Regions from separate parts of the Homo sapiens genome. Here region 1 is linked to region 2. Evidence: chromatin loops called from intact Hi-C (ENCODE). Cell type or tissue: PC-3. All regions are shown on one strand.

Evidence for each region. Hi-C counts contacts between places; a loop is a spot of excess contacts. Peaks named below come from ENCODE experiments on the same cell type or tissue, not always from the same donor. Only the 100,000 strongest peaks of a DNase experiment are listed, where the experiment ranks them.
Region 1: a loop joins it to region 2, with 1.9 times the contacts of the local background. A loop is called at or near these places in 2 of 110 quality-filtered maps.

What each region holds. Positions count from the first base shown.
Region 1 is chr10:36,273,117-36,281,116 of GRCh38, forward strand. No RefSeq gene overlaps it. Among named protein-coding and RNA genes, the nearest start is that of LINC02630, 380 kb to the left of the region's middle. In PC-3, no CTCF peak of the experiment used is centred here; no DNase peak of the experiment used is centred here.
Region 2 is chr10:36,461,016-36,469,015 of GRCh38, forward strand. No RefSeq gene overlaps it. Among named protein-coding and RNA genes, the nearest start is that of LINC02630, 570 kb to the left of the region's middle. In PC-3, a CTCF peak has its summit at 4,659; DNase peaks (open chromatin) are centred at 1,366 and 4,736; H3K27ac peaks cover 2,457 bases.

The sequences.
Region 1 (8,000 bases), 190 kb before region 2:
ATTTTCCCTAAAGTGATTTAACCAGCCTGGGCAATAGAGTGAGACCCCATGTCTATATATAAGTAAATCAACAAATAACTAATAAATAAAGTTATTTACATACCTATAAAGAGAACAGTAGATTTTGAAACTTTAACAATAGAATCAGATTTTGAGGTTTTCCCATGTTAATATTGAGTCACCAAAACATGAAGTAGAAAATTCGATGAAATTGATAGATTCTGCAGATAATCTTGGCAGCAGTCAGGCTACCTATAGGTTTGCTTATATTCTAGATTAGAAAAACAGAGAGCAAATGTGTGCTCTGCTCACCAATTGATAGATGAGTTTGATTCTGGAGGCCCTGGATCAAGCAACACTTGACTTCACATGCGATTCTGGTATAGCCAACCCTGCTGACACAGCAAACAGAAAGAAAAGAGGGAAATTCAGGCTTCCCTCAGGCCACAAAAAAAATGTTCCAGCAGAAATTAGAAAATGCAGTCTGACATTAGGATATGTGAAGAATACAGCCAGCCTCAGGTCACAGAAAGGAAATCCTATTTCACCAGGAATCCAAGTATGTTAGAACAGGCAACTTACTCTTTTTCATTATAAAACAAGAAGAACTAAAACAAAAGCAACAATGAAGAGTTTCCCACAGGAGAGTTGATGTGTGCTGCATTTTCCTTTTCAGCTTCGTCACTCTTTGGTTTTTCGTTTCCCCTCCCAAGGCTACCTTTACAAAGGTTTTAAGGTCTGTTCCAGGGACGTACACTACAGCATGTGCCATTATTCAGAATGCTCACCAAAGTATAGTTTACTTTGAGTACATCATTCCTGGGGGTTCCTTCTCCTAGTAAATAATTTCCTGGTGAAAATAAGTGAAAAATATCGACATTGACTTTGCATCCACAGTACTTCTGCCAGGCAATTCTCTAACATTTTTATATTTGTATGTATAATCCAACCTACATAAAAACTTATACAGTTGAGGAGCCTATGTCAGAGAAGTTGAAGCAACAGAGAGAGTGGCAAAGCAGGACTCACATGCTGCTTGCCTTCTTCCCACCCGCACTCTGCAGTGGAGCTCAGTGACTGCCAGCCTCAGCTGTCAGTGCCCTGTGAGCACGGGGGAGGAATCAGGGGAAGAATTCAGGAATGGATTATTGTATGGACAAACTATGAAATGCAAGGGCTTAAAAATGAAGAGGTTAAAAACTAAGAAGTATTGCCCAGCCTTAAGGAGTTTATAATGGATGTGGAACACATGAGAAATATCCACACATAACTATAAAGTGAAACAGAATATGACAAGGTGTCTAAGACCAAAGATCTATGAATACTCAACAAAGTGAAAAATTACACCTACAAAGGCTATGTATGGAAGATGAATGAATTCGAGCTGGGGATTTATAAGTGGGAGAGTTCGGTGAGGCAGCACAAAGTGAATGTTTCTCGAAGGTAGAAACCAAAACACACAGGCTCCTAATAAATCATGCATCAGACTTCTTTCAAGATAAAAAATAATAATTTTTGAAAAAAGCATTAAAATACTCATACATATTGTACAGGGTGGGGCCAAGATGGCTGACTAGAAGCAACAACATTCGGAGGCTCCCATCCAAAAAAACCATAATAAGCATGTGAATCCTTCACCGGCAACCAAGGTATCCAGGTTCTCTCATCAAAACTGACTAGAAGGTTGGCATGACCCACAGAGAGAGGGAAGAACAGTGCTGTGTGGCGGCCCACCTGAGAGCCACAAGGGGAAGAGGGACCCCCACCCCACAGCCAAGGGAGGCAGCGAGTGAGCACACTACCCAGTGGGGGAAACTGTGCTTTCTCCGTGGAACTGGGCAACCCAAAGATCAGGAGATCCCACTCGTGAACCCATGCCACCAGGGTCTAACATCCCAATCCCAGCCCCAAAACTTCTTGAACTGATAAGAAACTTCAGCAAAGTCTCAGGATACAAAATCAATGAGCAAAAATCACAAGCATTTTTTAAACCAACAATAGGCAAGCAGAGAGCAACATCATGAATGAACTCCCATCCACAGTTGCTACAAAGAGAATAAAACAGCTAGGAATACAGAGAACAAGGGATGTGAAGAACCTCTTCAAGGAGAACTACAAACCACTGCTGAGGGAAATAAGAGAGGACACAAACAAGTGGAAAAACATTCCATCCTCATGGATAGGAAGAATCAATATCATGAAAATGGCCATACTGCCCAAAGTAACTTATAGATTCAATGCTATTCCCATCAAACTACCATTGACGTTCTTCACAGAATTAGAAAAAAAACTATGTTAAATTTCACATGGAATCAAAGAAGACCACGTATAGCCAAGACAATCCTAAGGAAAAGAACAAAGCTGGAGGCATCACGCTACCTGACTTCAAACTATACTACAAGGCTACAATAACAAAAGCAGCATGGTACTGGTACCGAAACAGACATACAGACCAATGGAACAAAACAGAGGCCTCAGAAATAACACCACACATCTACAACCATCTAATCTTTGACAAACCTGACAAAAACAAGCAATGGGAAAAGGATCTCCTATTAAGTAAATGGTGCTGGGTAAACTGGCTAGCCATATGCAGAAAACTGAAACTGGACCCCTTCCTTATACCTTATACAAGAATTAACTCAAGATGGATTAAAGACTTACATGTAAAACCCAAAACCGTAAAAACCCTAGAAGAAAACCTAGGCAATACCATTCAGGACGTAGGCATGGGCAAAGACTTCATGACAAAAACACCAAAACCAACTGCAACAGAAGCCAAAATTGACAAATGGATCTAATTAAACTAAAGAGTTTCTGCACAGCAAAAGAAACTATCATCAGAGTGAACACGCAACCTGCAGAATGGGAAAAAATTTTTGCAATCTATCCATCTGATAAAGGTCTAATATTCAGAATTTACAAGGAACATAAACATATTTACAAGGAAAAAACCACCTCATCAAAAAGCGGGCAAAGGATATGAACAGACACTTCTCAAAAGAAGACATTTACATGGCCAACAAACATGAAAAGAAAGCTCAACATCACTGATCTTAAAAGAAATGCAAATAAGAACTACAATGAGATACCATCTCATGACAGTCAGAATGAGGGTTATTAAAAAGTCAGGAAACAACAGATGCTGGCAGGGCTGTGGAGAAACAGGAATGCTTATACACTGTTAGTGGGGATGTAAATTAGTTCAACCATTGTGGAAGACAGTCTGGCGATCCCTCAAGGATCTAGAATCAGAAATACCATTTGACCCAGCAATCTCATTACTGGGTGTATATCAAAAGGAATATAAATAATTCTACATAAATACACATGCATGTTTACTGCAGCACTATTTACAATAGCAAAAACATAGAACCAACCCAAATGCCCATCAATGATAGACTAGATAAAGAAAATGTGGTACATATACACCATGGAATACTACGCAGCCATAAAAAAGGAATGAGATCGTGTCCTTTGCAGGGACATGGATGAAGATGGAAGCCATCATCCTCAGCCGACTAACACAGGAAAAGAAAACCAAACACCGCATGTTGTCACTCATAAGTGGGAGTTGAACATTGAGAATACATGGACACAGAGAGGGGAACAATACATACCAGGACCTGTTGGGGGGTGGAGGGTAGGGGGAGGGAACTTAGAGGATGGGTCAATAGGTGCAGCAAACCACCATGACACACATATACCTATGTAACAAACCTGCACGGTCTGCACATGTATCCCATTTTGTTTTGTTTTGTTTTGTTTTTAGGAGAAATGAATAAAATAAAATACTCATTGCATATTTGTGAATCATATTTGACAATATGCAAGACACATTTACGGAGTATAATGTGGTAGAAGAAATAAGAGGTTAAAAATAACTCTAATAAAAATCATTAGAAAGGAACACATATTCTGTGGTTTTCTGTGGAGGAAGTGGTCATTTCATTTTCAGAATTATTAACAAAAATAGTATGATGCTAGCAAACATGTGTAGGCCTTTAATTCTGTACCATAATGTGCTAAGGTATTTCCTCATGCAGTATTATCTCATGTAACATTTAGGATAAGTTTCTGAGGTAAGTGTTATGCCCATTTTACAGAGGAGGAAACAGAGGCTGAGGAGAAGTGAAGTAAGTTGTCTGAGGTCACACAGGTAGGCAGTGACAGAGGCACGGTTTGAATGTCATTGGTCACATGTCAAGCTCCAATGTAGGGAAGGATTTGAGTTGGACTCTGAAAGATGGATGCGGTTTCGGCATGTAGAGATGGTCTGGGGAGATTGGTTTGCATTTGCGAAGATCATGTGAATACAGTTCTAAAGTTGAGAGAAAATAATTTAGCTTGTTTAAACACAAAATCACTTTGAGGAGTTGTAGTGTCCTTAAGAGGGTTGGTTGGGATAAAGACAACAAACATCAAAATGAAGGCACCAAGAAAGAGAGAAGGAGAAGAGGAGAGTAGAGAAAGAAAAGGAGGAAGAAAGGAAAGAAAGAAGTAAGGAAAGGAGGAAGGCAGGGAGGAAGGGAGAGGGAGAAAAAAAGAAAGAGAGAAAGAAAATGAAAGAAAGAAAGAAAAGAAAAGAAAAAGAAAGAAAGAAGAAAGAGAGAGAGAATGGGAGAAAGGGGGAGATGGAAAAAAAAAACCCTGTATGCAGTTAAGGAATTTGGACATGCAGGAAGCAAAATCCATAAATTGAATTTGGTTGCAGGGGACAGTGCTATGTCTCACCTGCCTTTGTTTCTTCCTACGATATTTAATTAAACGCTTTGAAAAATGTTTGAATGAACATAATAATAATCAATAAGAATTGCATTTTAGGAAGGTTAACTTAAAAGGGTTGTATACAAGGATTTCATTTTCAGGGAGACAATTTTTAGACTCCTACATACTCTGTATACTACTTTTACTTTCTTAAATTTTTTTCTGGGCAAGATTTCCATTTCATGTCAGCAGAGCAAAAATTTATTCAATAAATGGCTTCTTGTCAGAGAAGGTGGGTTTAAACTATTTTTCCTCTAGGTTTCGATCATTATTCCAGTTCTTATAAGTTGTAATTCTTAAATCAGCCTATAAGACTGTGTTATGCACTCATAAGTTTTTTTTATACAAAAAAATAACTGCAGCCCTATCATTCTCCATCCTGTGCTATCAGCATGCAACATTGAGTGTTTTCTGACACTTCTGGTTCCCAGTTCTCTAAATGAGATTTAAATGAGCCTGAATCGTTGTAATTCTGCCTTAGTTCAATGACATCTGGGAAATTCCAGAGTTTTCACATTTTTTCTGCGTTTCCAGCAAGTCACTTGGCTGAATTGTTCCTGAGTTGTGTTTATACTTAACTTGCTCTGCTGCCTTCCTGGCTAGAATTGGGGTATCCAGTTTTTCTGAGTTCGGTGTTGTTCTTAGGTGGTCTAAAGTGTTCTGGAACTTAGGCTTAAGCCTAGCAATGATTCTTGTGTCTCCCTTCTGGTCATTGCGGCTTAAAGATTCACAGTAGAATACCTTTATAAAGATGAATTATGCTTTTCAGGGTATTTTCTCCCATGACATGATATTCTGAATATTTAAATACCAACCAGTATTATGTTTGAGTTTACTGGAAGATTTGACTATATAATTTGTTCACCTAATCATATTATTGTTATTATGGTTGATGTTTGTCTCCTTCCAAAAATGTATTTGAAATTGTTAAAATTAAATATCAAAAAATAAAAATAAGACAATTAGTAATAAAATAGAGAAATCGATAGAGATAGTTTAAAGGAAGCGGAGAGGAATGATACTACTATACATTTAAGATGGTAAGATTCATATAATTCATCACCGAATCTGGCTTTCTGTTTTCTGGCTGCTAAGTTAAAGGGAAAACATGTCATGTTGCATGGATTCTACTTCCTGACAGATAAATGAATGTACCTTTGTCTGCAGAAAATTTTTTCTTAATTTAACACAAACAGAAATTTTTTGTGCAGACTTATCAAGATCTTTGAGTAACATAATAGATATTTCCTACTAAAATTTAATAAAATTTTCAAATAATCCTCTTTTTATGGACAGGACAAACAGCTTGTATTACATATTTGTTTTTCACATTTTCATCTGGATAATAAAAATACCTCAGAGGAACAAAATGGTGGGGGGAGTCCCTTTAGGCCTGACCTGCCCTTTTGATTACCTGAACAAACGGAATTATACCCAAATCTACAAAGGATGCAGAGGCTGGCCACCAAAGATTTGAATTTCCAACTCCTACAGTGTGAGCTCAGTTATAAAATCATAGAAGAGGAGCTTAAGATGAACAAAATCAATCCCTTCATTCACAAAAGAAGAAACTAAAGCAGGGGAAAATGTAGCCTCGGTTTGACTAGATTGTTGAGCATACCGATGTAGAATGTGGACAGCCTTGCTCCTGTCCATCACAAAAGAGGATTGCATATTTGTTTTAGGAAGCCCTCACTATGCTTCCCATCTTAATGCTCCCATTCTTTCTCTGCCAACCATCGAGAAGAGATCAGGAGTAGAATTCAGACACTGGAGCAAAGCTTCATATAATCAAAAAAGTCCAAAGTGTGCAATTTTGTTTGAAGTTAATATAACACACAACTTATACTCTTCTCATACTGAAAGTTCATAATGAACTTTTGGGAATAGTCCTAATTTAACGTAATATCTTTTTTATAAAGATGATTTATATAGTATGGAACTAAAGGCGATTTACTTTTTCACAGGGTTACAATATTTATCCCGCAAATCAGAAAAAAACTTATTTATCAAACCATGTATTTCATTCAAATTTAGAGGCTGTCATCATGACACATATTAAGTATTAGGTATAGCAATCTTTTCTTCCAATTACTAAGGAGATATTTTTACCAACTTACAGATTCTCCTATGCTTCACCAGATTCAATTTGTCCAAAAAATTATCTAGAAATTTCAGAGAGAGGTTTAAATGATTTTCTGCTTATCTTCTCCCATTTTTATTCTCCTCATTCCCATCTCCCCCGCTACTCTGGTGAAAATTTCCTACATATCCTGGTTTTTGAAGGGGTCTGTGAAAACGTCTCATCATTTCCTTACTTCAGCTATTAAGCCACTGGAAATTAGCAAGATCTGACATTACGCTTCATCACCATTTTTAAGTGCATTCTGTCTGCCTGGAGTATAGCAGTTCTTATGCTCCACAAAACAGCATGTGAGGGCTACTTGTTTAGTTAATAATGTGACACTGAGCAGCTGTTCAAAGAGAGCCCCTACACCAAAATAGAGAAAGCTCTGTCCACTTGCTGGCATTTCTTTCTTCCTTTCTTTTTCTCTGCTGTGCTCCCTGGCTTCCTGATGCACAGATGCTGCTGTTGGTCATTTCAGCCACTTTCCAGAGGGATTATTAAGATCCCCTTGAGCCAAGTTTGCAGGAAACAAATGGGTTTTATAAATGTATATTAATCTGTTCAGCTTCAGATAATGAAAACATACTACTCTGGTATGAATCATATGTGGCATGTGAAGCCCTAGTCCCACCCCAAGGAATGTAACCAAAGACGCTGAGGTGTTGGAATGTGGCCTCAGAGTCAGGGTGCTTCATGGGAGGTATTCACAATGCAAAATAACAGATCCATATTAGGGGCATTTTGATTTTGGAATGAGGAGTAAAGCTCTGGCCTCTGTCTGTCCTGGAGGTCAAGAGAGGACACCTAGAATCAGGCCTGAATGAATGGACCTGGTCTTCCTAAGGACACCATTTTAAGTAAATATCTCAGCAGGTGGTTGCTGCATCTCAAGAAGACTATGGGGCATGTGTACCTTTGCCCTCAGTCCTGGTCCTCCTTTGCTCACGGGCTTGCTGGGCCCGCCATGCCCATTAGGACAGGGTGGGCGTTGGTTCCTGTGTGCAAACCCAAGGCAGTTCCTGGGTGCTCCGAGCCACAGCTCTGACTCAGAGAGTCAAGTCAGCCTTGGGACTACATCTACAGTTCATTTACTGACCCCCCAGGA
Region 2 (8,000 bases):
ATAGCTTCAGCTACATTCTCTGTATCCTGTTACTCCAGAATTATGGCCTCAATCCTTTTCTCTCCTACCTAGACAAACACTAATTTTGAAGATCAGGTTTTATGTATGTAACTATCCCTTTTATAATCATGATAAACACTTTGTCTACATTTTTATTCTTGAAATTTTAATTTCTCTCCCATATTTCCAGCTCATATAACACCATTAAATATTTGCTAAACATCTGCAGTAATTGCCGGAGTTACAGAAGAAATCGAAAACCTACATCTTGGCTTCTAGGAACTTATCTTTCTTTTCCTACAAAGTTATAAAGACCAGGAACATGATGTACTTACTTTAATAAGCAACTCTCTCATCAAAAACGACATGTACAGAAAACAAACTTGTCATCTCCCTATATTCATTAACATCTTCCTTCCCCATGAAGTCCAGTAAACTTTCTCGAGAATTTTCTGATGACTAATTCTTGTTGGAACTGTCATACGCAATCAATGTATGTGTTCTGCTGATAATTCTTATGAAGCATGCTCCGATTCAATGCTTTAATCTCAACATAAGCTGCTCTCCTCACATTCGGATTCTGGACAAAACTTCCTGATTACTCCCAACTTTCTCATCCTCCTCTTCCAAACCAGCCTGTTAACTGATGCTGTTAATTTTCTTAAAGACTTCTCAAATGCCAAGAGTACATCACTCACAAAAATGTTATGCTTTCTTATTTTGTTATCTTCTCATACCGAAATCTATTTCTTCAATATCATCTTACTTACTACCTTGGTTTTACTCCAATTCTATATTTTTAAGGCCTGGATCAAGATTTAACTTTTCCATGAAGCTTTATCAGGTGGATTGCAGACCACATGGTTTAATTTTGGTCCCAAAAGATAAATTATTAATATTGACCTATACAAAGCTGTCTTATACCTCAACCTCCATTGTAAACTCCTAGAGTCTACACTGTCTTTTCATTGCCCATAAAATAGGCATATTCTTCTGTTTCTAGTCTTTTTATCCTTCCTTATTAAATATTTGAAATTTTAAAATTGATAACAAATAATAAAAGACAACAAATAATCATTTTGTATAATTTACCAATTTACCATAAATTGTTACTCAAGTTGCCCTACTTCACTCTGATCTTGCATGCTACAAAAGTCATCCTATAAGATGCTTCAATTTATGCAGGCAGTAAGATGTTTGTAACACTAAGAAAACTCAGATTATATTGACAATCAGATTTATTTATGAAAATAAGTATTCATATTCACAACTTGTTATGGAGACAGAAAACACATCTGCTAAAATTGGCACTCCCATTTCAAATGACTCATGGACAGGGAGTGATAAACTATGATTTGCCAACAGGTTCATGTACCAGTTTGTGGCTTGGGTTGACATCACATGATCTTTCTTTTGCAATCTCTGGCACATGCTTCTCACATAGAATGCCAGCTATAGTTCAGTGGACATTTCTCAGAAAAGGACACAATGTCAGAGAGAAGCTTGCCACTTCTCAAAATGTGTTAGAATTGATGAATGTGTTAGAATTGATGAACACTAAGAATTGATGAACGGGTTACACTGGTTAAATTCTTCTTTAGCTTCTTTTCTTCTTTTTTGCTGTTAGTCAAGATGGGAGTCTTAATTTTTGTTTCAGCAAATGTACATCATTGTCACACAGAAAAACAAGCAACATCATAAATAGCAGTGTTAATAAATTAACTCATGATCATGCTTTTAAATCTAAATATAAAATAAAGAAAAATATTTTAAAAATAGGAAAATAAAAATATGAATATATTTATATTTAAAGAAAGAGTTACACTTATTATATTTTATGATCTATATATTCCTTACTGTAAAAATAAACTGTGAACATATTCAGTTTAGAAAATAAAGTCCTTATAGTTGAGCCTAAAAAGCTGTGTTTTCATTTCCAAATTGAGGCAATTTACAAGTAGGTGTCAAAGCAAACCATTTTCTTTTAATTATGTAGTAAATCATGTACCATGAAAACTTCCTAGGAGATTATTGAGAAAGGATGTTCTTGGCACAGAGACAGCCACATGAAAAATTGATTAGCATTGCAGAACAGAAACAAGCATGAGAAATGGAAAAGAAATATTGAAAGAGGACAGATAATTATGACAACTGGGTGTCTTGGCTAAGTGACTATTACAGTCAGTATTAGAAACTTGTCACCTATTGGTTGATTAATTTGTAGAGATCTCCAGGGAGACACTAGAATATATCAAGCTCTGGGACCCGGCTACCTGGTACATATGGTGGCTCTGCTATTTTCTTCCTATGTGGCCATGGGTAGCCTCCTTAATCTCTTTGTGCATCCATTCCCTCATCTGCAAAATGGGAATAATAATCATACCTTCTATGTAGGCTTGTGATGAGAATTAAGTGAGTCCATGTAAAACACTATAAAAAGTTCCTGGAATACAGTAAACATCCAAATGTTTGCTCTTATGAATATTACTGGTTGTAAAGGCCAGGGACCAGTACCTGTCTGTGGTTTGTTAGGAACCGGGCCACACAGTAGGAGGTGAGCAGCAAGCCATGGAGCAATGCTTCATCTGTTATTTATAGCTGCTCCCTGTCACTTGCATTACTTCCTGAGCTCTGCCTCCTGTCAAATCAGCAGCAGCATTAGATTCTCATAGGAGCACCAATCTTATTGTGAACTGTGCATGCGAGGGATCTAGGTTGCATGCTCCTTATGAGAATCTAATGCCAGATGATCTGTTACTATCTCCCATCACCCCCAGATGGGACCATCTAATTACTGGAAAACAAGCTCAGGGCTCCCATTGATTCTACTTTATGATGAGTTTTATAATTACTTAATTACATATTACAGTGTAATAATAATAGAAATAAAGTGCATAATAAATGTAATGTGCTTGAATCATCCTGACCCCGCCCTCCACTCCTGGATGGAGAAACTGTCTTCCACAAAATCAGTACCTGATGCCAAAAAGGTTGGGGACTGATGTTGTAGCGCATTGAGTAGAATATTAGAGAAATTTTACCATAGCTTAATCATTCAATTTTGATCTTTACAAACCAATGCATCCATGGGAGAAATTCATCATCAGATTTTGAAATAGACACTTATTTTGTTATAGCCAAATCCCTTAAACATAATACTGGGTAAAGGATGTAATCAAAACAAGCAGTTCACGTGGATTGAGAAAGTCTTTTGTCATCATCTCCTTGGCTACTGGTTTTGTCCTATTTAATATTTATTTCAACACCACGTTTAAAATATGAAGATGTTAAGAGTCAATTTTTAATATCAGCAATCTTATTGGATCCTTTCTTAATGGTAATACATTGACACTGCTTGGTTTAGTGCCCTCTTTGTTTACAATTGCAGTTGATCTCCTCAGATTCCTTAAGGCAATCCTGAATAGCAAGACTGCCTCACAGAAAAATGTGTGTAGTTGGTAAAGTTGAGAATAGGCAGCTTGCCACCTCTTATTTTCAGTCATACATACAAATGCAAAAGTCATATTTCAACATGCTCTTCCTGCTCTATGCCCTCACTATTGGGGCTTCATTTTGCTCTGTTTATAGAAATGGTTTTATATTCTTCGTTTAGTAAATTACATCAAGTTCTAGAAATTTAGGATTGTCAAGTGTTTATTACTTCAAGCTGTCTCTGTACTGCAAAATCCACTGTATGTTGATAGCTAATGATTTGCAAAGCATCGTGATTGTTCATAGTTACATGCACCCACTGCAAAATCCCAAAATTAGCAACAACATGTTGTTTAAATGTGTCTTTGGAAGAAGAAAACATGGAACATTGGAAGTCACTGTGTATATACACATGGCTGGTGAGAAGATGAAAGTGCACACTGGAAATCCCTGAAAGCTTTGCTAAGTTATAGCTGGCAGACTTGGCAACATTTTGCATTTTTAGGAATTAGATTTTGATACTTTTTTGTGTGAAAGCAGTAGGATCTGAATTGCTCCTGTATCATCCGTGAAGGGAGCTCTCTGTTATCTCAGCTGAATTTTCGGCAACCACAGTTTTGAAAGAACTAATGTTCTGAACAGTTCTTAAGAGATCCATGAAATTATTCTTCCATTTTCCCTCTTGTCTGTAATCTTAGAGAAAGATATATGTAAATTAATGTGAAATGCATCAAGGATAACAAGTTGAAATTGAGTCATACTTTCACCTGCCTGTGACATTTCAGGAGGTAATCACAATTCATCATGGTCACGTAAGGGGTTATCAAAATATGCAAGTTTAAATGGGGCAGAGGATTGAATGTGGGCAAGGTGTATTATGCAACTCAACAAATAAGCAATTTCAACAATTCTGAAAACTAGCTGAAGTATGAAATAACTTTGAGATTAAAAATGAACAAATTCTGACTAGTGTAAAACAGAAAAACAACCAAAGGCAAATAGCTTACTTTGAAACAATCCCAGGTGGGTTTAGTATAATTTTGCCTGGCAGAAGGAACAGTGTCAGTGATTCCCAAGGTCTCTTTGAACCTCCCTGTTTGATCACTCTGATTTTCTTCTTTCAAGGGCATCACATGTATTTTGAATGCCATGTCTGTGTGATGCACCTTCCATGTATGCATTCACTTCTTTTCTTTCTCTGGATGCAGCTCAGTTACACAGGGAGCAATGCCCTCTGGAGCTGGCATGCTGCTTGCTGTTTCTTCAAGTCCATAGTTAATGAGGATGTTTGGAAAAGTACTGAGGTTGGTAAAGTCACAGCCAAGGGAAGGGGACCAGAGTAAGCGTGTTTGTTTTTGAACTAAGCAGCATTATGTTTCTGTAATAGTCCTAACTCACAGATTAGTGCCATAATGCAGTAACATTTATTTTTAAATTTTATGGATGCATTTATATCCTTTTTCCTGATACTCATTCCTCAGGCAAATTTTAAAAAACTGATTAAAACATTACTCATACATTCTTTCTTGATGTTTGTGCACATTTTTTAAATCAAATTTTGAAAAATTGAACATTGCCATTTAAGTAAAATTGACATAAATATTATACATAAAAGTTGTCAGAGAGCAGTTTCTCTAATTAATTTTTGTTAACTTTTCTAAATGTATTTATCCAAGAAAGTTGAGAAAAGTAAAAATTATTGTCCTTCTTTAAAGAATTTGTCGGTGTTTTACCTAGCAATCACGTGACTTTTGAAACATTAAAACAAACAATAACTTGATATAATTAGTAAAAGGTAAAAACTTAGATTAGATACTTCTATTGCCTACATGTATAAAATGGACACAATACTTCCACTCCTGCCAGTCTATCTCCTGGCAATGTTTACTAAATGAAATAATGAACTTACAAATTACTTTGAGATGTAGTAAGACCATTCAGATATAAGATAACATGTATATTATTTTTTTCTAAAATTTACCTTTTTGTAAACTGTATCTCCTGAAGAAATGCACAGGAAAGTGAAAACACCATGGATTTTGAATTCAGCTCCATTATTCAGTGGCCTGGAAAATGATTTTGAAGTCATTTTATGTTTCTGATCTTTGTTTCCCCAGATGTAAAAGTTGAATGATAATTGCTTATGAAATTTTCTGTGACCACTATCAGACAGTATCAGTAACAGAATCAATATATATCAATTTTCATCATTCTTCCATTTCAATAAGGTCTAAGAAAGGTAGGTTACTATATTTAGTGTATTGATATTTTAGAAACATATAGTGATAGTTTCTGAAGCAATAATATTCATTGGAGAAATAAAGCTGATAATTTGTCTCACTCATCTTTGTTTGGTGCATAATAAACACTGTAAATAGTCAGTGATCCAAAGAGCAAATGCTTAAAGTGGCCAAGATATATGTATTTTTAAAAACTTTCTGGTGCAAAAAGTGCATATACAAAATATAATATTGTACCATAAAACAGACCCAAAACAAATTGATTACAAATATAATTAATTGTACGTTTTCTTTTCACTTTGAATTTATAAGGCCTTCGGGGAAGACCTGAATTTGTCAAAGAAATTTGTCAAAGAAAATTAACCTGAAGTATATTTCTTTTTGATGAGTTTTTAAATCATTCTTTTCAATGTAAGGGAAAGATGGCGGAATAAAAATGAATCTAAGACTCTACCTCCCTCCAAATCCAGTAGAATAAACCACTGCCATGACCACAAACAAAACCCATATCAAACAAACAAATAAGTGAACTTAAGGGCCAAGTGGGAAGGTTGGGAAAAATCAAGGATCAACTGGGAATAAGAAATCCTGCATGCCACCTGGGGATCTCTGCATCAGCAGGAAAACCTTCCAGGGCTTGCCATATGCTAGGCATATCAGATAGATTCAGGGCAATAAATTGCTTTACGTATTTTAAGGAGAAGATTTAATACAAGGAATATAACATTTTTGCAAGGGCTAGAATGGTAGGAGTCAGGTCTAATAATGGCTCTCTCTTGTGTAGAAACCACTGCTATAGCTTCAATCTAAGAACCTGGAAGGCACTACCACCGCTATCTCCTCTTCTACAACCAGCTCAATACCTCCTGACCGCACTTGTGACCAGAAAGTGGATCCACAAGGCTGCCTCCACAGCTCTTGTCCACACTCGTGTCCCTGGGACCTTGCTTGCCTGCAGAAACCTCAGCAGGATATGGGATTTCAGTTCAGAGATGAATTGCAGGTAGAGCATGAATGCATCTAATTTGCATCCATGACCCTGTCCACAAAGGAGTCTGGGAAATAGGCTTTTAGTTTTCCAGCCTCTACCATACCATAAGGCACACAAGAGGAGGCAGGAATGGATGTTGATGGCCCAGTGAACATATTCAGAGCTCCAAGGTAGGGTGGTAATTGGAAAATAAGCTGCAAATGACTGCAGTGTGATACTCCCTTGGTTCCATGGAGTGTCACTTGATGCAGGGCATTTGAAGAAATTTCCATAGAGAAAAAAAGAGTCAGCCTTCCTAGCAAGTTCTGCCTTCAGCCCCCCCAAACTCTTCATCCTGTGCACTTACACAAACCAGGTTATAAGAAATAGAGTTCAGGCCAGGAGCAGTGGCTCACGCCTGTAATCCTAGCACTTTGGGAGGCCGAGGCAGGCGGATCACGAAGTCAGGAGATCGAGACCATCCTGGCTAACACGGTGAAATCCCATCTCTACTAAAAATACAAAAAATTAGCTGGGCGTGGTGGCAGGCGCCTGTAGTCCCAGCTACTCGGGAGGCTGAGGCAGGAGAATGGCGAGAACCTGGGAGGCAGAGCTTGCAGTGAGCGGAGATCGCGCCACTGCACTCCAGCCAGGGTGACAGAGCTAGACTCTGTCTCAAAAAAAAAAAAAAAAGAAAAGAAATATAGTTCAATCCTATACACCAAGGCTACAGAAAATTCGGGGGAAAAGAGTCAGTAAGCAAATAGAAGATGAAAAACATACGCCTGAAATATTTATAACTAAATCATGTATTCACAAATGAAAATAGCTTCTTTTGCTGAAATGGTAACAGGGCAAATGCAATTTTAGTGGACTCAAGGAATTTAACTGCTGCCTAAGTATCTGGCATAGTACACAGGAGTGACTTTGGAATAAAGATTATATTTAATCTCCACTTTTAATCATCTTAATTCAAGAAATTGAAGAACATAAAACCCAGGGGTTTTTTTTCCTATTTAAAAGAATGCGCTTAAATAGCATTAGTTGACAGGTAACTACTTCAGTAAATAAAATATCCTTTTAATATAATGCCAGACTCTTCACGCCCCACCCCCAAGTCTCCATTATCCTGTAGAGTAGCTCACTATCCTCACCTGCTTTGGGCAAAAATGACTCATAGTTCAGGTGCTAAGGAAGCTGTTCATTCTATTGCATATATGTATATGGAATTACTAATTAAGCCAAGTCTTTGTGCATGAATTTGGAAATTTAATTAGTAGAGTTGATTTTTAAATTATTTCTTCGAATCACCTAGTCCATAATAATATTTGTCCCTGTGGGCTACAATTTGAAGAATT